Linked DNA regions of Homo sapiens: region 2 is linked to region 1. A link is a loop called in an ENCODE intact Hi-C map of the cell type or tissue named here. Cell type or tissue: MCF 10A. All regions are shown on one strand. Each heading gives the region's core, and the rest is flanking DNA. Links, peaks and the distances in the headings are about the cores only.

Region 1 (10,065 bases), core at 3,974-8,973:
GTGATCCCTGTCAATGTAGCAAATAATAGGAGGAAAGAATTAAGAAGGGAAAGAGCAGATGCATAGTGACGAATTATAAAAAAAAATAGCCATACAAATTGGAATTTGTTCAGGATACTCACAAGTCTGTAAAATTACCTATTCTATTTTATGTATCATTTATTATATCTACTACGTGCAAGTAATTGTGCCAAGTCAGAAAAAAGCATTGAGAGTGGGAGCCAAGTCTTCAAATGAGCAAAGGCACTTTAAAAAGGTAGGAGAAACAACCCAAAAAAAGGAAAAGGGTAGTTGGGGGATGCAAGTAAAAGTGGGGACAGGCAGGCATTGGAGAAAGTGTATGAGCTGAGCTAGCAGGCAGAGGGCTCGAAGCAAACAATGTAAAAGAACCATTGGACTTTGTGGTTCGTGGAATGCTTGTGTGAGTATTGATGACACTGATGACAATGGGGAGTAGGAGAATGGAGGGGCCGTCCTCAAATGTACTGATACTTTACATCAATTCAGGCACTGGAAAGATCATGGCAAGAAAAAGAAGCAAAATAAGCCAGTTTTAAATTATTGACAATTAGACTTAATCCAAAGTTTCAGCTTTTTTGGAACAAAATATTACGGTTGATAACCTCAGCAAATGTCAGAATTGGAATGTAAAGCAGTTTTGTTTTATTTTGGGTTTTATTTTTTTCAGTCCACAAAGTCAACCAATAATATATGGTGGAAAGGTTTATTTAAAATGACTCAGAATTAACAGATGTCAGTAAGTCAGTGAGTGTCCCATAATAAAGGCAACAGAAAGAGCTAAAGAAGAAAGGAGGAAAGGAGTGATAAAAACAATCATTTTATCTGCTGTTGGAAGGCTGTGCCAGCTTGAGGCCTTAATGAACTATGCCAGAGTTGAGGCCATTTTCTGAAGAAGGACCTAACTTTCTATGTAGTCCGTTCATTCGGACTTTCTACCAGACATCATTCCATAATCCCTTCTCCATCCCTTAGTCCCTTTTCTCTAAGACATATTATGATTGCTAACAAGCATGGAGCCATCCATTGGGGAAGGGACCACAGCTGGGATTAATAACATATGCTCACAGGTTCCAGGTGGCAGCAGTAAGAAACCTGGGTTTTTGTTTTGAGGGGTTGAAGTGAGAATAAGGACAACTTTAAAATACATTTAAAGTACATGTGTACAAATATAGTTTCATTTCATCCTCAGAACAACTATTTAAGGTAGGCAGGGTGACTATTATCATCCCCATTCTACAGATGAAAATTTAAATGTGAGGTGTTATTTCTACTCTTTTTCCCCAACATGACCCACTTCACCATCATTGTGGTCTAGGTTGTGTAGGGCAAACTTCATGGGGAAGGTGAGTTTTTAGGACATTTCAGGACAGTGAAATTTTGCAGTGAAAGTTGGGAGATAGAATTAAAGGTAAAAATACACATAGACTTTGAGAAAAGCAACAAGACACTTGCCAGGCTAGCACTGAGGAATCAAAGAATAAAATGAAAACATCAGTATATGAGGCTTGTATACCAGACCAAAGAATTTTAATTCTATCCTGTTATGATGGACAGCAGTGGTCAGGCAAGTGACAGAATGTCCGCATGTTTATGGCAAAATAATCAGCTCACTAAATATGCAGGTTGCATTTACAAGGGATTGACTAGAAGCTGGTGGGAAGTGATGAGGAACTATGTTAGATAGATGGTTCCAGAAATAAAAATAAAGGAACCCAAAAAGGAGATGATTAGACAAAAGGCAAAATAGTGCTGAAATGTTAATTTACAAGATTCTATTACTCATTTCTGAACTTTCCATTAGGGATTCCAGATTTTCCAACAACAACCTTCACACAACTCAGATTTTACTAGCAATCCTCTTTTCTTTCACTCTCTTGTTCTTTCCTTCCTCCTATCCATCTGTCCCGATATAAAGAGAAGGGATAAAACATCAAGGTCAAAGGGGGCTTTGTGGAATATCAAAAGGAGGTCAACCCTGACCAGAGTTTCCACAAGCTGCAGCATCACGCCTCCATCCCTTCTTAGAAAGAAAAGACTAACAGAAATTCACAAGCCCACGAATATTTTATCTTGGTTGCACTGTTAATTAACCTACTCTTCCACTTCTTCAGAGCACTTTGTTTTCCCTTCCAATACTCTGCTTCCACTCGGGCATGGGGGTAACACATTTGAGGGGAAAGCAGGACTTCTTTTGAGGAAATACCCCAGAGATATCTGCCTCCATGTGGTTCTGTCTATTTCTGATTCCAGAATCAGCATGAAGCACCATGAAGGCCCCAACAACCCTGGCCATGCCTTAATATCACTCTTGCTGCTTGTTTCCTGGATGTTTTTGGATCGCACTCTCTAAATGCATGTCTTTAAGGACTAGAGAGGAAAAAAGAAATAGGAGTGAGAAGAGATGGCGGAAAGAGAGATTCATTCTGTCCCTGAGTTCTTTTGTGGGTTCTAGAGCTCCCCAACCCATCTCTGATGAGCAGCAAGTACATCCTAAGCTCATCTCTCTGAGCCAGCAGCCTGGTTCTCTAGACATCCCAGGGCCAAAAGCTCCTTTAGGTAATACTACTGCACCATGGAAACCCACCCAGGGAACTCATGTCTCTAAGATGACAACTCAATAATCAGATCTGTGAGTTTAAGGGGAAGATAGAGTTCCTCATTTCATTTAATGACTCTGTCTACCCCAGGTAACACACAGACATTTCAGCAATGATCTTTAGAAGGTAATGGTTCCTTATAGCACCTTTGGTGGAGCCAGTCAGGGTTAGTATTAGGAGTACCAGGAATCTTCAAATTATATTGTATGGGTCACAGCCTGTCTTGGCTAGACCTAGCAAAGCAAGTACCAGAAGACTGAGGCAGGCTGATATATGTGGGGTTTGGGGCTAGCCAGCCTGGATTCACATCACGTCTACCACCTACTTGTTATCGAACTTGGGGAAATCTTTCAACTGGTCTGTGCCTGGATTCTCTCATTTAATAAACAGAGATAATAATGGTACCTATATATAATAGAACTGTTATAGAATGAAATAAAATAACATTAAAGAAGTCAGCAGAGTTCCCAGGTACAGACTGACTACTCGATGCACGTTACATATCTCTTCTTTATTTTTTCTTACCAGAGCTGTTGCTCTCTTTTCCTTCCTTGGACCAAATGGCTCTGTTGTGTTTCTGTCTTTAGAATGAACAAAGAGAATAGCAGGAGTCATAGAATATCAGGGTGTTAGCCCTGGAGGAAATCTTGGAAATCCCACTGCACTGATTTTCAGGCTGAGCTTTATGGCATCCTGAGGGCTCTGCAGGGGCACCTGGGAGGGCACAGCAGGGCCCAGCAACACAGGGACTTGTCCTCATTTCTTTAACCCCAGCAGCACCCGACCCCTTAAACTATCTGACATGTTGGGTATCCATGGCATATTTCTTTTAAAGAAAGGATTCCCCGATGGAATCACAAAGAGGAGAAAACAAAAAAAAGACTGAAAACCACTGAATTACAGTTCCATCTTCTCACCACACCCACGAAATGTATAATGGCTTACTAATCATTAGCCTCCTGATTCTGGGGGCTTTGCGAAGCAGGCAGTTTTAAATCAGCCCTCCAAAATGGAAAGCTACTTCCTTGTACACCAAGTTCACCTTCCATTCGCAGTGCTTTGCTCCGTCTTACTGGCTTCTATGCATTTTGTTGAGTAGGAAACTGACACCCCCAGCTCCCAAGAATACATGACTTATAACCCTGCTTAATGGCTTCTGACTCACTTAGGGATAATTTGCCTTGCCAGGTCACATATCCTTTATGGCTAGCCTAATGCTCACCAAATGCAGGGAAGCCCAGGCTCTGACATCAATAGTTGACTGACACATCTCACCCCCGACAGAGGTCACACCAATAGCACTGTATGTCACAGACTCAATTACTGTGAATCTTTTTAAAAGCACTTTCCTTCTAAGGTGGACTTCCCTGAGATCCATTGTTAAGGCTGAGAGATTTAAGAAAAAAAAAAGAGAAAGAATTTTGTCTAACTGGGGTTTTCTCAGATAAATTCAATGAGAAGTCCCTTCTTGGTGAGAGAATGAGGTTACTTAGTTTTGTGAAATGAGCCCCATTTATCCTTATTTTCCCTTCAGGCTCCTCTTACTTGGTAGCTGCAGGTACTTTACGGTGTCAGAGTGTGATCGTAAATAACAGGAAGATGCATTTTTGTCTCTTAAGCAGCATGCTCTTCAAAGTTGGACACATTACCTTACTTGCTAGTAGTAATGCATTACATTACTTGCTAGAGAGATGACTGGACCCTGGTGATTTAACTCAACGACATGCTGCAGAAGCTTCTAGGTTTGGATGTACTGGAAATGAAGTCAATCTTCCCGTCACCCACAGCACCCATCTAGCTATAGTCAAAGCCTCTTAAATACACTGGAATCTGTTGGTTAGGGAAGGTCGGTTCTGCTCCTAAACATAGGATGATCCCTTCTCTCTTTGTTCTGGTGGCCTTGATCTGCTCCGATGTTAGTTTCCTGAAAGCTAACTAACCTTGGTTTCTCACCTTCCTCCTCTCTCCCAAGAGAAATCTTACAGGAGATCCAGAGACTTCGGCTAGAGCATGAACAAGCTTCTCAGCCCACGCCAGAGAAGGCACAGCAAAACCCCACCCTGCTGGCAGAACTCCGGCTCCTCAGGTAGGAGAGAGCACCCATGTCATCTCAGGGAATATATATGTGTCAGATCTTTGAGAAAGTCTAGCAGTGTCTAGCCAGAAAACAGTCCTCAGCTACCTTAGCTGCTGACATTTGTTTTTTTCATAGCACACACGTAATTGCTGATATTTGGGGGATTTAGAGAGAAGCTGTTTATATTTTGTTCTTTCATTTGGTACAGGGAAAAGCAGTGTGTTTCTGTTTTTGTTTTTGAGACAGAGTTTCACTCTTGTTGCCCAGGCTGGAGTGCAATGGCACGATCTCGGTTCACTGCAACCTCTGCCTTCCAGGTACAAGCAATTCTCCTGTCTCAGCCTCCCAAGAGCTAAGATTACAGGCATGCGCCACCACACCTGGCTAATTTTTTTGTATTTAGTAGAGACAGGGTTTCACCATATTAGTCAGACTGGTCGCAAACTCCTGACCTCAGGTGATCCACCCGCCTTGGCCTCCCAAAGTGCTGAGATTACAGGCGTGCGCCACCACACCCGGCCAGCAGTGTTCTTTACATCAAAAACAACATATCTCACTAGGAACAATTTAAACATAGCTCTTTTTAGAAATAATCAGTTAAATAAACATCACAGGTTTTTAAATTTAAAAATTTACCCCTAACTCATAAAAGGAGTCTGATTTTCTCTAAGTCTTGGTCTCTAATATCTTTCTTTATATTCAGATCTTTAAAAATAGGCATCACACCTTCCTGTACTATAAAGGAACATAAAAGCCTAGTCTTCTTTAGTCTGTCATCATAAAATACTTGAGTTAGAAGGGACTATAGAAGTCATCTTGTTACCAGTGAAGGGTCTTGACCACGAAGTTGTCCAGGGTCTTGGCATTTTGAATAAAGAATTGGACAAAACGCACAAACAAAGCAACAAAAGAATGAAGCAACGAAAGCAGATTTATTGAAACGAAAGTACACTCTACAGAGTAGGAGCCAGCTCCCGTAAGCGGTTCAAGAGCCCTAGTTACAGAGTTTTCTGGGGTTTAAATACCCTATGGAGGTTTCCCATTAGTTATTTGGGTACACCCTGTGTAAATGAGGACTTGGCCCAGGACCACTCTGATTGCTTGCAGGAGGCGACCAATCAGAGGCTGAAGTGAAGTTACAAAGTGACATCCTATGCAAACATTTGATTGGTTGCAGGAGGGGACCAATCAGAAGTACTTTCCATTATTCATCTGCCTCACCATACAAAGGGAGTAGCCTCGGATCCTTTTGTTACTTGGGTGTGGAAAGGCGAGGTTTTCCTTTCCATTCAGTTCTAGGAAGTCAGTACAAATCGTCCTTAGTTTCGCTGCCTCCAGTCCCTATTCTCCTGACTCAATCAGATTCTGCCGCTGCATTTCAGTGCACTTCTCAGAGTCAGAAGCTAGGGAGTAGCAGGCCTTGGAAAAGAAATGTGGTTTCTCCTACTACTCCCACGCTGCAAAATGAGTCTTGCTGTGGGCTCCATTTCAGACTAGCTTCTTACCATGCCTTGAATAAGGCTGGTATTCCAGTGTATTTATGTGGCAAACAACACAAAAATAAATTCAAAGACATTCCCTCGTATAAATATCATACTGTTCTTTCACAAGGCACCTGTAGTTGGGAAGTATTACATTCTTTTCTTTTTGTTTTTGTTTGTTTGTTTGTTTGTTTGAGATGGAGTCTCACTCTGTCACCCAGGCTGGAGTGCAGTGGCACGATCTCGGCTCACTGCAACCTCTGCCCCTCCAGGTTAAAGCAATTCTCTGCCTCAGCCTCCGGAGTAGCTGGGATTACAGGCGCGTGCCACCACGCCCGGCTAATTTTTTGTTTTTTTTTTTTTTTTTTTTTTTTTTTTTGGAGAGACGGGGTTTCACCATCTTGGCCAGGCTAGTCTTGAACTCCTGACCTCGTGATCCACCTGCCTCGGCCTCCCAAAGTGCTGGAATTACAGGCGTGAGCCACCGCGCCCAGCCCATTCTTTTCATCTTTCAGTTTGGGTGCCAACTATGTTCCAGGTATATCTATAACTCTGAGTCATACTTTTTATAGTAAGTACAGATGCCTCTTTGCAGAAACCCTTGTCAGAATTAGTCCTGTTTTCTTCTTCCATACAAAAAGACGAAATGAAGCAAGTTCTTTATGACTATGTTTGGATTTTACCAAGTTCCTGTTGATTGCATGGATGTTTCCGGAGGCTCTATCTTTGCTCTGCTCTTCAGACACTTTAACACCTGAGCACGGCAGAGCTTTGTTTTTCGTTAATGCATACTTTCATTTTTGTCTTAAAACCACAATGAACTTTCTCAACGATCATGTTTCCCTTTCCCTTTTCACTTTCGCCACAAGAAAACTGAAAGCTGAGTCACAGCCAGAAGTGACAATGAATATGAATGATAGGCATTTCTATGTGCTAATCTGACGCTTTGCTGCATACTAACTCTACATACACTGTCCCGTAAAATTACTGTAACAAACCTAGGAGATAGGCAGTATTATTCTACTCGTTTAATGGATAAGGAAACTGAGATTCACAGAAGTCACACAGAAGTTGCAGATATCATACCTTTCACTTAGTGTATATATTTATGTACTTATATATGATTTATAAGGAGAAATTTTTTCTTAGAAAAAAATTTGTATAATTGTGTGTAATTTATGTATATATTTCCTAAGAAAAAAATTATCTTGTATAACCATGATACCATCTTCAATTCGGGAAAGTTAATGTTGATATATGGTATTTAATATAAACCCATATTAAAATTTTGACAATTGTTCTAACACTGTTCTAAAAGAAAGTAGCTTTTAACGGCCGGGCGCGGTGGCTCACACCTGTCATCTCAGCACTTTAGGAGTGCGAGGCGGGCGGATCACGAGGTCAGGAGATCGAGACCATCCTGGCTAACACAGTGAAACCCCGTCTCTACTAAAAATACAAAAATATTAGCCGAGCGTGGTGGCAGGCACCTGTACTCCCAGCTGCTGCAGAGGCTGAGACAGGAGAATGGCGTGAACCCGGGAGGCGGAGCTTGCAGTGAGCCGAGATCACGCCACTGCACTCCAGCCTGGGCGACTGAGCGAGACTCCGTCTCAAAAAAAAAAAAAAAAAAAAAAAAAAAAAGAAAGTAGGTTTTAACACACATATACATTAGAAATAATCTGACAGACTATCAGAATAAAGGCACTTCTTTAGAGATGAATACATGTAGTGCTAGGAAAGGAAAATCACTATTTAGTCTTGTTTTCTCATTCTCCTTGGAAGGTGGAGGTTACACCACAGATTTGTTATTATACCTACATTTGGAAAACGCTGGTGGAAACTTAGAGAAGATTGAATGAAGACACTCTTAAATTAATTTTTAATTGAATTCGATGTCATATTTTTAAGAGATTACTACTGTAAGATAAATGTACAATTAGATTTTTTTAGTGTTGACTAATTCTAAATTAATTTGCCATTACTCTTAATGGCAAAAACCGCAGTTACTTTTGCACCAACCTAATAATACCAGTTAACGTTCTCTGATAGTTTTTAAATGCTTCTCTTAGTGTTTCTCACCTACAGTTTTAGAAGGTTGCTTTAACCCTCTTCCCAAAGTGTTTCTGTGGCCAAAGGGCCAAAATTACAGAACAGTATCAAGAAGAGAACTGGAAAGAAATCAGAAACATTATCTATTCTTGTACCAAAGACTACTGTGGATGTACCTGGAACACCATACACAGACAAGGTCAAAAAAAAAAAAAAAAAAAGAGAAAGAGAAAGAACACCTCCTGAATTTGTCACTGAGGAATATTCTTGAATGGGGCAAGGCTTTTGAAATTAGAATGCTTCAACCCAGGAAGACAAAGACTAAAATAAGATACCATTAAAGCATATAAAATTATGATGTTTCTCATCCTCTGGATTCAGAAAAGAAGCAATTTTAAAGGAAATTGAAAGAAAGATTGCTTCAAGAGTAAGCAGTCCTTACTCTTGTAAGGATTGCTTGTAAGTGGCAATAATAGTTAAAAATATAAATTTAAAAATTTATATTTTATAGTTAAAAAGTTAAAAATATAAATTTATTCAAAAAGAATTGTGAAATATTTATAAATTTTAAATTCATAATTCATTATAGAAGAAGCCTATAAGAAAGTGAATTAGAAATGTCCTCCACTGCTTTAGGAGGCTGAGGCAGGAGGAGCTCTTGTAGCCAGGAGTTCAAGACAAGCCTGGGCAACATAGTGAGAAACCATCTCTTAAAAAAGAAAAAAAGATTAGTCAGGCATGGTGGCACATGCCTGTAGTATCAGCTACTCATGAGGCTGATGGCGGAGGACTGCTTGAACCCAGGAGACTGAGGTTACAATCAGCTATGATTATGCCACTGCACTCCAGCGTAGGCAACAGAGTGAGACCTTGTCTCTAAAAAAAAATAGAAAAAAATAGAAATGTATCATTTATATCACTAACCTGTCCTCCCACAAAATATCTTTCAATTGAGTGAGTCATTGACCTAGCTCACTGTGACATTTTTATATCATCAGTTTTTCGTTGCAGAGTTCTTGTCATAGTTTCATTTAATATGCTATCATTGAGACTAGCCATATCCATTTATACATTAATACATACATGTTTAAAGTTTCCATGCAGTTTTAGTATGTAAGTATGAATATTTCAAACTCAAACAGAAATCTTTGGGGCAATGGGAAAATTATATGTATTACTTATTCAGTAATAATCATTCAGTAATGGATTTGGAATTTATTTGGAAAGTATACATATACTTCAGAATTGTGAACCATTAACATTCCTCATCATACTGTTTCATTTCTTTCCCCCTTTAAAGATCTTTTTGGTACCTCTTAGTGTCAACATAAATGATCGAGTATAGATTGTCCTTAGTTGTTTTCATTCTTGCTGACAGTTTAATAAAAGGTCTGTAAAACAAAACAAAATTAAGCATGAACCTTATATATCATCTTCACTTGTTGAACAAGTATGTAGAAATGCCTTTATTTTGACTTCACTTTATGAAACCAAACTCAAACCCAAAAATTTAAATGGATTGTATCTACGTGCTGTTAATATCTCACCTCTGAGAGACACCTCAATGGGTGCTGAAGATTTCAAATGTACTTTTCTAAATATATTTCCAAATACTAAGGTAATCAATATTTTCTGTGAATTTGCAAAAGGGTTCTTAGATTTGGAGAATCTGGAAGATTTGCCTTTTTCAGTGACAATTTGGTTTTTGTTTGTTTCAAGGGACCCCATAGCACATCACAGGGCCCACTACATAGTAAGCATTCAGAAAATATTTCATTCAATGGTTGATTAATTCAGGGTAGAAAGGTCTGAAGGAAACAAAAGATCTAAAAGGACT
Region 2 (11,356 bases), core at 3,970-8,969, 490 kb after region 1:
TTCTTCTCTTAATAAAATTAACAGACAGCAAAATATGGCACTTTTGGGGGGGCAGATATTTCTGAGTTTTAGATTTGTGAAACGACCACCAAAATCATGACACAGAATAGTTCCATCATTCTATAAAACTCCATCAAGTTGTACTCATGCCTTCGCCACATCCCAATTCATGGCAACCACAGATTTGTCATCTGTCACAATAGTATTGACTTGTCCAGAATGTAATAAAAATGGAATCATAAAGTATGTTATCTTTTAAGGCTGGTTTCTTTGATTCATCATAATGCCTTTGAGATTCATCTGTGTTGTCACATGTATCAATAGTCGATTCCAGTCTATTACTGAGTAATATTCCACTTGTATCTATCATAGTTTGTTTATCCATTCAACCACTGAAGGACTTTGGGGTTGTTTCTGGATTTGGGTGATTATGAATAGAACTACTATAAATATTCATGGACAGAGGCTAGGCGTGGTGGCTCATGCCTGTAATCCCAGCACTTTGGGAGGCCAAGGCAGGCGGATCACCTAAGGTCAGGAGTTCGACCAGCCTGGCCAACATGGTGAAACCCTGTCTCTACTAAACTAAAAATTAGCCGGGCATGGTGGCACGTGCCTGTAATCCCAGCTACTTGGGAGGCTTAGATAGGAGAATCGCTTGAACCTGGGAGGCGGAGGTTGCAGTGAGCCGAGATTGCGCCATTGCACTCCAGCTTGGGCGACAGAGTGCGACTCTGTCTCAAAAAAAAAAAAAAAAATTCATGGACAGGTTTTTATATGAACATAGATTTTATTTCTCTAGAGTAAATATCTAGAGGTGGGATTGGTGGGTCATATGGTAAGTACATGGTTAACTTTCAAGGAAACTGCTGAACTGTTTTCCAGAGTGTCTGCACCATTTTGCACCACCAGCAATGCATGAGTGCTCCAAATGCTCCCCATCCTTAACAGCACTTGGTATTGTCTTTTGCTGCTGCCATTTATCCATTCTAATGTATGTGTTGTCATAGCTCATCATGGTTTTAATTTGCATTTCCCTAAAGGCTAATGATGTTGGACAACTTTTCAGGTGCTTTTTGCCACCCATAAGTACTCTTTTATGAAGTGTCTGCTCAAGTCTCCCTCCCCATTAAAATTTTTTTTCTTACTATTGAGTTTTGGGAATTCTATGTTGGACATAAGTCTTTTGTCTAATTTGTGATTTGAAAATATCTGAGTCTGTAGCTTATATTTTCTTCTCTTACTAGTGTGTTTTGCAGAGCAACACTTGTTAATTTTTATGAACATCAATTTATTTTTTAGTGCTTTTAGTGTCATATCTAATAATACCTAATACCAGACCATGAAGACTCTCTCTTATGTTTTCTTCTAAGAGTTTTACAGTTTTACATTTCACATGAATATATGATTTAGTTTGCATGAATTTTAGTATAAGGCATGAACTATATCTTACACTAAAGGGTTTTTTGTTTTTGTTTTGCATGGAGATGCCCAATTGTTCTATTTGATAAAAAGTTCATCCTTTGTCCATTGAACTGCCTTTACATCTTTATAAAAAATCAATTGGTCATATTTCTCAATTCTCTAATCTGTTATATTATCAAGCATGTTATCTCACATGCTTGATTACTGTAGCCTTATGATAATTGTCAAAAACCTGGGCTGGGCATGGTGGCTTATGCCTGTAATCCCAGCACTTTGGGAGGCCAAGGTGGGAGAATCACTTGAGGCCAGGAGTTCAAGATCAGCCTGGTCTACATAGAGAGACCCCCATCTCTACAAAAATATAGAAAAAATTATCTGGATGTGGTCGTGCACACCTGTAGTCCCAGCTACTAAGGAGGTTAAGGCAGGAGGACTGCTTGAACCCAGAAGATTGAGACTGCAGTGAGCTACGATTGTGCCACTGTACTTCAGCCTAGGTGACAGAGCAAGACCCTGTTTGTTTAAAAAAAAAAATCTGGTAGTTTGAATCCATTTAGCATTCCATATATCTTTTAGAATCAGCTTGCCTATATTTACAAAAACACCCTATTCTATTGGAAATTCTATTGGAATTACATTAAATCTATTGTTCAATTTAGTGATGTCCATGAACACTCTACATCTCCCCATTTATTTTGATATTCTTTGATTTTCTTCATCATCATTTTGTAGATTTCAGTATACAAATTCTACCCATGCTTTGTTCAATTTATTCTTAAATACTTAGTGTTTTATGAGCTATTTTAAATGTTTTTCTTTTGAGACAGTGTCTTGCTTTGTCACCCAGGCTGGAGTGCAGTGGTGCAATCTAAGCTCACTGCAGCCTCCACCTCCTGGATGCAAGGATTCTCATTCCTCAACCTCCTGAGTAGCTGGGATTACAGGCAAGTGACACCACGCCCAGCTAATCTGTGTGTGTATGTATATTTAATAGAGATGAGGTTTCGCTATGCCAGCCAGGCTGGTCTCAAACTCCTGGCCTCAAGTGATCCACCAGCCTCAGCCTCCCAAAGTGCTGGGATTATAGGCGTGAGCTACTGCACCTGGCCTTTAAATAGTATTTAAACATTTTTTGATTTCCAGTGTTTATTGTCAGTATATATAAATGTAATTGATTTTTGTATATTGGCTTTTGCTATGGACTAAGTGTTTGTGTTACCCTGAACTTTGTATGTTAAAGCCCTAATTCACAATGTGGTGGTATTTGGAGGTGAGGCCTTAGGAGGTGATATAGTTTGGATCTGTGTCCCTGCTCAAATCTCATGTTGAATTGTGATTCCTCAATGTTGGAGGTGAGGCCTGGTAGGAGGTGATTGGATAATGGAGGCAAGTTCTCATGAATGATTTAGCACCATCCTCCTTTGGTGCTGTTCACGTGATAGAATTCTCACGAGATCTGGTAATTTAAAGCGTGTAGCACCTCCCCTCTTCTCTCTCTTCCTCCTGCTCCAGCCATGTAAGATGTGCCAGCTTCCCCTTTGCCTTCCACCATGATTTGAACTTTCCCAAGGCCTCCCCAGAAGTTGAACAGATGCTAGCATCATTCTTCCTGTACAGCTTAGAGAACCAAAAGCCAATTAATCTCTTTTCTTTATAAATTACCCAGTCTCAGGTATTTATTTATAGCAATGTGAGAATGGACTAATACTGAAAATTGGTACTGAGGAGTGGGGCATTGCTATAAAGATACCTGAAAATGTGGAAGCAGCTTTGGAACTGGGTAATGGGAAGAGGTTGGAAGAGATTAGAGGGCTCAGAAGAAGACAGGAAGATGAGGGAAAGTTTGGAAATTTCTAGAGGCTTGTTGAAGTCTTCCTAGAGACTTGTTGACCAAAAGGCCGACAGTGATATGAATAGTGAAGTCCAGGCTGAGGAGGTCTCAGATGAAGATGAGAAACTTATTGGGAAATGGAGTAAAGATCACTTTTGCTATGCTTTAGCAAAGAGCCTGGCTGCATAGTGCCCTGCTCTAGGGATCTGTGAAATTTTGAACTTGAGAATGATGATTTGGGGTATCTGGTGGAAGAGATGTCTAAGCAGCAAAGCATTCATGATGTGGCCTGGCTGCTTCTAACAACCTATGCTCATATGCACGAGCAAATAAATTAGCTGAAAGTGGAACTTACATTTAAAAGGGAAGCAGAGGGTAGAAGTTTGGAAAATTTGTAGCCTGGCAATGTTGTAGAAAAGAAAAGCCCATTTTCATGGGAGGAATTCAAGCAGGCTGCAGAAATTTGCATAAGTATAAAGGAGCCAAGTGCTAATAGCCAAGACAATGGGGAAAAGGCCTGGAAGGCATTTCAGAGACCTTTGTGGTAGCCCCTCCCATCATGGGCCTGGAGGCCTAGGAGGATAGAATGGTTTCCTGGGCCAGGACCAGGGCCCTGCTGCCCTACACAGCGTTGGGACACTGTTCCCTGCATCCCAGCCACTCCAACTCCAGCCACGTCATATAGGGGCCCAGATACAGCTTGGGCCACTGCTCCAGAGAGTGCAAGCCATAAGACTTGGCAGCTTCCACATGGTGTTAAGCCTGTGGGAATGCAGAGTGCAAGAGTTGAGATTTTGGAGCCTCCACCTAGACTTCAGAGGATGTATGGAAAAGCCTGGAGGTCCAGGCAGAGGCTTGTTGCAGGGGTGGATCCCTCATGGAGAACCTGTACTAGGGCAGTGCAAAGGGGAAATGTGGGATTGGAGCCCCCATACAGACTCCCACTGGGGCACTGCTTAGTGGGGGAATGGCAGATCCACCAGCAGCTTGCACCCTGCACTTGGAAAAGCCACAGGCACTCAGTGTCAATCCTTGAGAACAGCTATAGGGGCTGAATCCTGCAAAGCCACAGGGTGGAGCTGTCCAAGGCCTTAGGAGTCTACCCATTGCATCAGCATGCCCTGGGTGTGGGACATGGATTCAACAGAGATTATTTTGGCACTTTAAGATTTAATGATTGCTCTGCTGGATTTGGGGCTTGCACAGCACCTGTAGCCCCTTTCTTTTGGTGGGCTTCTCCCTTTTGGAATAGGAGTATTTACCCTATGCCTATACCTTCATTGTATCTTGGTTGTAACTAGTTATTTTACAGGCTTATAGGTGAAACGGTCTAACCTTGTCTCAAATGAGACTTTGGACTTTTGAGTTAATGCTGGAATGAGTTAAGACTTTGGGGACTGTTGGGAAGACATGGTTGTATTTTGCAGTGTGAGATGGACATGAGATTTGGGAGGGGCCAGGAGCAGAATGATAGAGTTTTGTTCTGTGTCCCTGCCCAAATCTTATGTCAAATTGTGTTCCCCAATATTGGAGGTGGGGCCTGGTGGGAGGTGATTGATTGGATCATGGGGGTGAGTTCTCACGAATGATTTAACACCATCCCCCTTGGTGCTTTTCTTGTGATAGAGTTCTCAAGGGATCTGGTTATTTAAAAGTGTGTAGCACCTCCCCACCTCTCTCTTGCACCTGCTCCAGCCATGTAAGAGGTACCTGCTTCCCCTTCATCTTACACCATGATTGTAAGTTTCCTGAGGCCTCCCCAGAAGCCAAACAGATGCTACCATCATGCTTCCTGTACAGAAATAAATTTCTGTTGTTTAAACCACTCAGCTTATGGTATTTTTGTTATAGGACCCCAAACTCACTAAGACAACGTTATATTTTACAATCTTGCTATACTCCCTTATTATTATTAGGAAGTTTTTTATAGATTCAGTGGGATTTTTTAGGTAGATGTTCAAGTTACCTGCAAATTGGGAGCACTTATTTTTAAAATAAATAGCCTGCATAACTTTCTTTTTTAATTTTTAAAATTAGAGACAGGGTCTCGTTTTGTCACCCAGGCTGCAGTACTATGGCGTGATCATGGCTTACTGCAGCCTCAACCTCCTGGGCTCAAGTGATCCTCCCACCTCAGCTTCCTGAGTAACTGGCACTACAGGTGTTGCTACCACATCTGGCTTTTTAAAAATTTTTGTAGAAATGAGGTCTTGCTATGTTGCCAGGCTGGTCTCAAATTCCTGGCCTTAAGTGATCCTCCTGTCTTGACATCCCAAAGTGCTGGGATTATAGGTGTGAACCACCATGCCAAGCTGTGCATAATTTTCATATCTTGCCTTATTGTACTGGTTAGGACTTCAATTACAATGTTGAATAGGAGTGCAGAGTAGACATCCCTTTTTTTGTTCTCAGTCTTAAGGAGAAAAACATTCGGCCTTTCATAATTAAGTGTTATATTAACTCTAGATTTTTAGTAGATAACCTTTACAAGTTTGAAGAAGCCTCCTTCTATTCTTTTCATAAATGGATGTGAATTTTGTCAAATACTTTTCCTGCATCAATTGATATGACCATGTGGTTTTTCCTGTTGAGACTATTAATATGGTAAATTAGCTTCACTGATTTTTGAGTACTGAGTCAACCTTACAGTTCTGGGATAAACCCTCTTGGTCATGATGTTTTATCCTTTCTATACATTGCTGAATTAAATTTGCTAGTATTTTGTTGAGGAGTTTTGTGCCTACGTCTGTGAAGGATATTGGATTGTAGTTTTCTTGTACTGTCCTTTTTTTGTTTGTCGGTCTTTTACTGTCTGTGTCATTTAGATTCAGTAATTTCTATTGATTTATCACTATTTCCTCTGTCATCTCCGTTTCCCTATTGAACCCATCAGGTGAATATTTTATTTTGATTGTTGTATTTTTCACTTCAAAAATTTCCATTCATTTCCTCTCTATATCTTCCATTTCTTTCCTGATATATATCCTTCCATTCATTCACCCTTACTTTCAAAGCATGGTTATAAAACTTGCCTTAAAGTTTTTTCTGTGAACCCTAATGTCTGTATCATCTAGGTGTTGGCATCACTTGATTTTTTTTTCTCTTGCAAGTGGAGATATTCCTGGTTCTTTCTGTGCCTAGTAATTTTGCATTGTATCCTGCACATTTTCAATATTATGCTGTCAGATCCTGGGCATTATTTAAGTCATAAGGAGAATGTTGATGTTTTTCTTTAACAGTCAACTGCCCTAGTTAGGGTCAGGTTGCAAGTTCTGATCTGCATTGTGTGGGCTGTAGTTCCAATGTCAGTTCAGGTTTCACACATTTCCAGTTCAATTTGGGTCTTTGTGTCTGCCACCCAGTGGCCAATCTGGGGCCTAAGCGGTAGTCTATCTTGTAGCTCAGTTCTCAATGCCTGTGATGTGCCAGTTAGGGTCAGCTTCACACATGCGCAGTTTAGAGGCAAGCAGACAGCGCTCATACAAAACTTTAGGGGATCTCACTTGATCTCCATCTTCTTTGCAATAACTTTATCACTTTTCTGGCTCCCTGGGGTCTGTCTTACCAGTTCTTCAGTTAGAAAGCTGGGGTTTTAGTTTCCTGGTTTAGTTCTGCTGTTTACTTCTCCCAGCTGCATTCCGCATCCTGGTCCAAGCAGCCAGAGGACACAGAGAAAATAAAAGCAATGGGGATTTGCTCCATGCTTCTGGGACCAAAGCAACTCTGTTCAGAACAAAGTGTTCATCTCCCTCTGAGCTTAAAGTGCCTTCCCACAGCCTGGGTGACAGAGTGAGGCCCTGTCTCTAAAATAAATAGATCATTAAATAAATTAATTTAATTAAATGCCTTCCAAAAGACTACTGCCATTGCAATGCTGCTGACGCCAATGCTACTGCCATACTATTCCCTGAAGACTGGGGTAGAAGAGAAGGGAAATAAAGCAAAGAATACTGTATGTGGGATTTTCCCATTCTCTCTGACCCTTAGAATCCCCCTTTCCCACTCCAAACTTTATTAGGGCAGGGATTTTTTTTTAAAGCAGCTTCAATTTGTTTCTTCCAATACTTTTCTTTTTCATTGTGGTAAAATATATGTAACATGAAAATTGATCATTTTAACCATTTTAAGTGTACAATTCCTTAGGCCAGAGACAGAACTCTTATCTTGGAACTTTCTATTCATTTTCGGTGTGCACTTCTGGGTTTCAGGCTGCCTTTGAGTATAAGCAAAGAGATGCCAAGTGGGGAATTTCGTGCGCATCTGTGTGAAGAAACCACCAAACAGACTTTGTGTGAGCAACAAGGCTGTTTCTTTCACCTGGGTGCAGGTGGGCTGAGTCCGAAAAGAGAGTCAGCGAAGGGAGATAGGGGTGGGGCCATTTTATAGGATTTGGGTAGGTAAAGGGAAATTACAGTCAAAGGGGACTTGTTCTCTGGCAGGCAGGTGTGGGGGTCACAAGGTGCTCAGTAGGGGAGCTTTTGAGCCAGGATGAGCCAGGAGAAGGAATTTCACAAGATAATGTCATCAGTTAAGGCAGGAACAGGCCATTTTCACTTCTTTTGTGGTGGAATGTCATCAGTTAAGGCAGGAACTGGCCATCTGGATGTGTACGTGCAGGTCACAGGGGATATGATGGCTTAGCTTGGGCTCAGAGGCCTGACATTCCTGTCTTCTTATATTAATACGAAAAATAAAACTAGATAGCAGTAAAATGTTGAGATGGTGAAAATTTTGGGGGGTGGTATGGAGAGATAATGGGCGATGTTTCTCAGGGCTGCTTCAAGCGGGATTAGGGGCAGCGTGGGAACCTAGAGTGGGAGAGATTAAGCCGAAGGAAGATTTTGTGGTAAGGGGTGATATTGTGAGGTTGTTAGAAGAAACATTTTCGTGTAGAATTATTGGTGATGGCCTGGATACGGTTTTGTATGAATTGAAAAACTAAACGGAATAATAGAAGGAGAAATACAGGTATTAAAGGACTAAGAATTGGGAGGACTTAGGACATCTAATTAGAGAGTGCCTAAAGAGGTTCAGCATAGCCTTGCCAGCAAAGATTATTTATTTACTTTAAGAGTTAAGAGTGGCAGTTTGGGGATAGCACCAGGAGATATCAGCTGTGATGCCTTGGAGAAACAGTGTAAACCGGCAGTGTAAACAAGAGCAGGGCATGTATGAGTAGTTGAGAACGGAGAATAAGAGTATGACTAGACAGAAAATAGTAGGGATGACAAGTTTTTTGGGGCACAGGCCAAGTTGGTCTGGTGTCTGGGATGAGACTGGGGCCTAATAAAAAGGAGCATCTATACAGGAGCTCAAATGGGCTGTACCCTGCAGCATTGTGAGGACAGGCCTGAATTCTGAGAAGGAAAAGTGGTAAAAGTATTGTCCAGTCCTTTTTAAGTTGGTGGCTGAGCTTGATGAAGTGTGTGTTTAAAAGATCTTTAGTCCATTCTACTTTTCCTGAAAACTGAGGACCATAAGGGATATAAAGGTTTCACTGAATACTAAGAGCCTGAAAAAATGCTTCGCTGATTTGACTAATAAAGGTTGGTCTGTTATCAGACTGTATAGAGGTGGGAAGGCTAAACTGAGGAATTATGTCTGACAGAAGGGAAGAAATGACTGCGGTGGCATTCTCAGACCCTGTAGGAAAGGCCTCTACCTATCCAGTGAAAGTATCTACCTAGACTAAGAGGTATTTTAGTCATCTGACTCGGGGCATGTTGAGTAAAGCCAATTTGCCAGTCCTGGGTGGGGACAAATCCTCGAGCTTGATGTGTAGGGAAGGGAGGGGGCCTGAATAATCCCTGAGAAGTAGTAGAATAGCAGATGGAACACTGAGAAGTTACTTCCTTGAGGATAGATTTCCACGATGGAAAGGAAATGAGAGGTTCTAAGAGGCGGGCTAGTGGCTTTTACTATAGCATAGCCTGCCTTTGTTGGTGTGTAGCGATTAGGCCTGGTGGAACTGCCATCAATAAACCAAGTGTGATCAGGGTGAGGAACAGGAAAGAAGGAAATATGGGGAAATGGGGTGAATGTCAGTTGGATCAGAGAGATACAGTTATGGGGGTCAGGTGTAGCATCAGGAATAATGTGGGAGGCCGGACTGAAGTCCGGGCCAGGAAAAATGGTAACTGTGGGAGACTCAACAAAGAGTGAGTACAGCTGAAGGAGCTGGGGAGCAGAAAGTATATGTGTCAGGTGTGAAGAAGAAAATAGATTTTGGAAGTTATGAGAACTGTAGAGAGTGAATTGAGCATAGTTTGTGATTTTAAGGGCCTCTAAAAGTATTAGGGCGGCGGCAGCCACCGCATGCAGAACTTGAGGGCTAGGCAAAACAGTAAGGTCAAGTTGTTTGGATAAAAAGGCTACAGGGCACGGTCTTGGTTCTTGTGTAAGAATTCTGACTGCACAGTCCTGCACTTTGGCTGTGGGTAATGAAAATGGTTGGGATGAGTCAGGGAGAGCTAGGTGGGGGCAGTCTCTAAAGCTGTCTTCAAGGAACGGAAAGAGGAGTGGGGAAAGGATTTAGGATCTATGGGGTCAGCTAGGTTTCCTTTTGTGAATTTATATAGTGGTTTTGTTAGGATGGCAAAACCAGGTATCTAAAGTTGAAAGTATCTAACCATGCCTAGGAAGGAAAGGAATTGTTGTTTTGTAGAAGGTGTTGGGGTTTGAGAGATCAGCTGGACACGATCAGCAGGGAGAGCACGTGTGTTTTTATGAGAATTATGCCGAGATAGGTAACAGATGAGGAAGAAATTTGGGCTTGACTGAAATAATGGGGGCTGTCTGTGAATTCTTGCAGGTAATTTGCTGAGCCTAATGGGTGTCAAGGTCAGTGCAAGTGAAAGTGAAGAGAGGCTGGGATGAAGGGTGCAAAGGAATAGTAAAGAAAGCATGTTTGAGATCCAGAACAGAATAATGGGTTGTGGAGGGAGGTATTGAGGATAGGAGAGTATATGGGTTTGGCACCATGGGGTGGATAGGCAAAACAATTTGGTTGATAAGGCGCAGATCCTGAACTAACCAGTAAGGCTTGTTTGGTTCTAGGACAGGTAAAATGGGGGAATTGTAAGGAGAGTTTCTAGGCTTTAAAAGGCCATGCTGTAACAGGTGAGTGATAACAGGCTTTAATCCTTTTAAAGTGTGCTGTGGGATGGGATATTGGCATTCATCGGGGTAAGGTTGATTAGGTTTTAATGGGATGGTAAGGGGTGCATGATCGGTCACCAAGGAGGGAGTAGAGGTATCATACTTGTGGGTTAAGGTGGGGAGATACAAGGGGAGGATGTGAAGGAGGTTTTGAACTGGGGGAAAAGGTGGCAATGAGGTGTGGCTGTAGTCCAGGCACAGTCAGGGAAGCAGATAATTTAGTTAAAGTGTCTCGGCCTAATAAGGGAACTGGGCAGGTGGGGATAACTAAAAAGGAGTGCTTAAAAGAGTATTGTCTAAGTTGGCACCAGAATTAGGGAGTTTTAAGAGGTTTAGAAGCCTGGCCGTCAATACCTACAACAGTTATGGAGGCAAGGGAAACAGGCCTTTGAAAAGAAGGTAATGTGGAGTGGGTTGCCTCCGTATTAAGAAGGGGATGGACTTACCCTCCACTGTGATAGTTACCCAGAGTGTCTGTGATGGTCCTGTAGGCTTCCAAGGCGATTGGGTAGTGTCAGTCTTCATCTGCTAAGCCGAGAAGATCTGGGAAGGAGTCAGTCAGAGAGCCTTAGGCCAGAGTTCCAGGGGCTCTGGAAGTGGCAGCCAGGTGAGTTGAACGTCGGATTTTCATTGGGGTCCCGCACAGATGGGATATGGCTTAGAAGGAATCCTGGGCTGTGGGCATTCCTTGGCCCAGTGGCCAGATTTCTGGCACTCGTAGCAAGCTCCTGGGGGAGGAGGTTCTGGAGGAACCCCTGGCAGCTGCGGTTCAGGCATTTGGAGTTCTTGTGTGCTGGAGATGTGGCTGGGGTTTGTCTCACAGTGGAGGCAAGGAATTGCAACTCAGAAATATGTTGCTACTTAGCTGCCTCTACTCTATTATTGTACACCTTGAAAGCGAGGTTAATTAAGTCCTGTTGTGGGGTTTGAGGGCTGGAATTT

What was found. Peaks named below come from ENCODE experiments on the same cell type or tissue, not always from the same donor. Only the 100,000 strongest peaks of a DNase experiment are listed, where the experiment ranks them.
Region 2: a loop joins it to region 1, with 11 times the contacts of the local background. A loop is called at or near these places in 8 of 110 quality-filtered maps.

The regions. Positions count from the first base shown.
Region 1 is chr18:34,853,695-34,863,759 of GRCh38, forward strand. DTNA (dystrobrevin alpha) reads left to right here. Exons shown (of 23, transcript NM_001386795.1): 16 at 4,591-4,704. Among named protein-coding and RNA genes, the nearest start is that of DTNA-AS1, 91 kb to the left of the region's middle. RefSeq lists a silencer at 5,951-6,245 and enhancers at 6,848-6,947, 6,958-7,087. In MCF 10A, for the core only: no CTCF peak of the experiment used is centred there; a DNase peak (open chromatin) is centred at 7,037.
Region 2 is chr18:35,348,634-35,359,989 of GRCh38, forward strand. LOC124904283 (a long non-coding RNA gene) reads left to right here. Exons shown (of 2, transcript XR_007066337.1): 2 at 1-246. Among named protein-coding and RNA genes, the nearest start is that of ZNF24, 9.9 kb to the left of the region's middle. RefSeq lists enhancers at 6,370-6,890, 7,543-8,075 and a silencer at 6,532-6,711. In MCF 10A, for the core only: a CTCF peak has its summit at 6,591 (motif pointing left); a DNase peak (open chromatin) is centred at 6,638.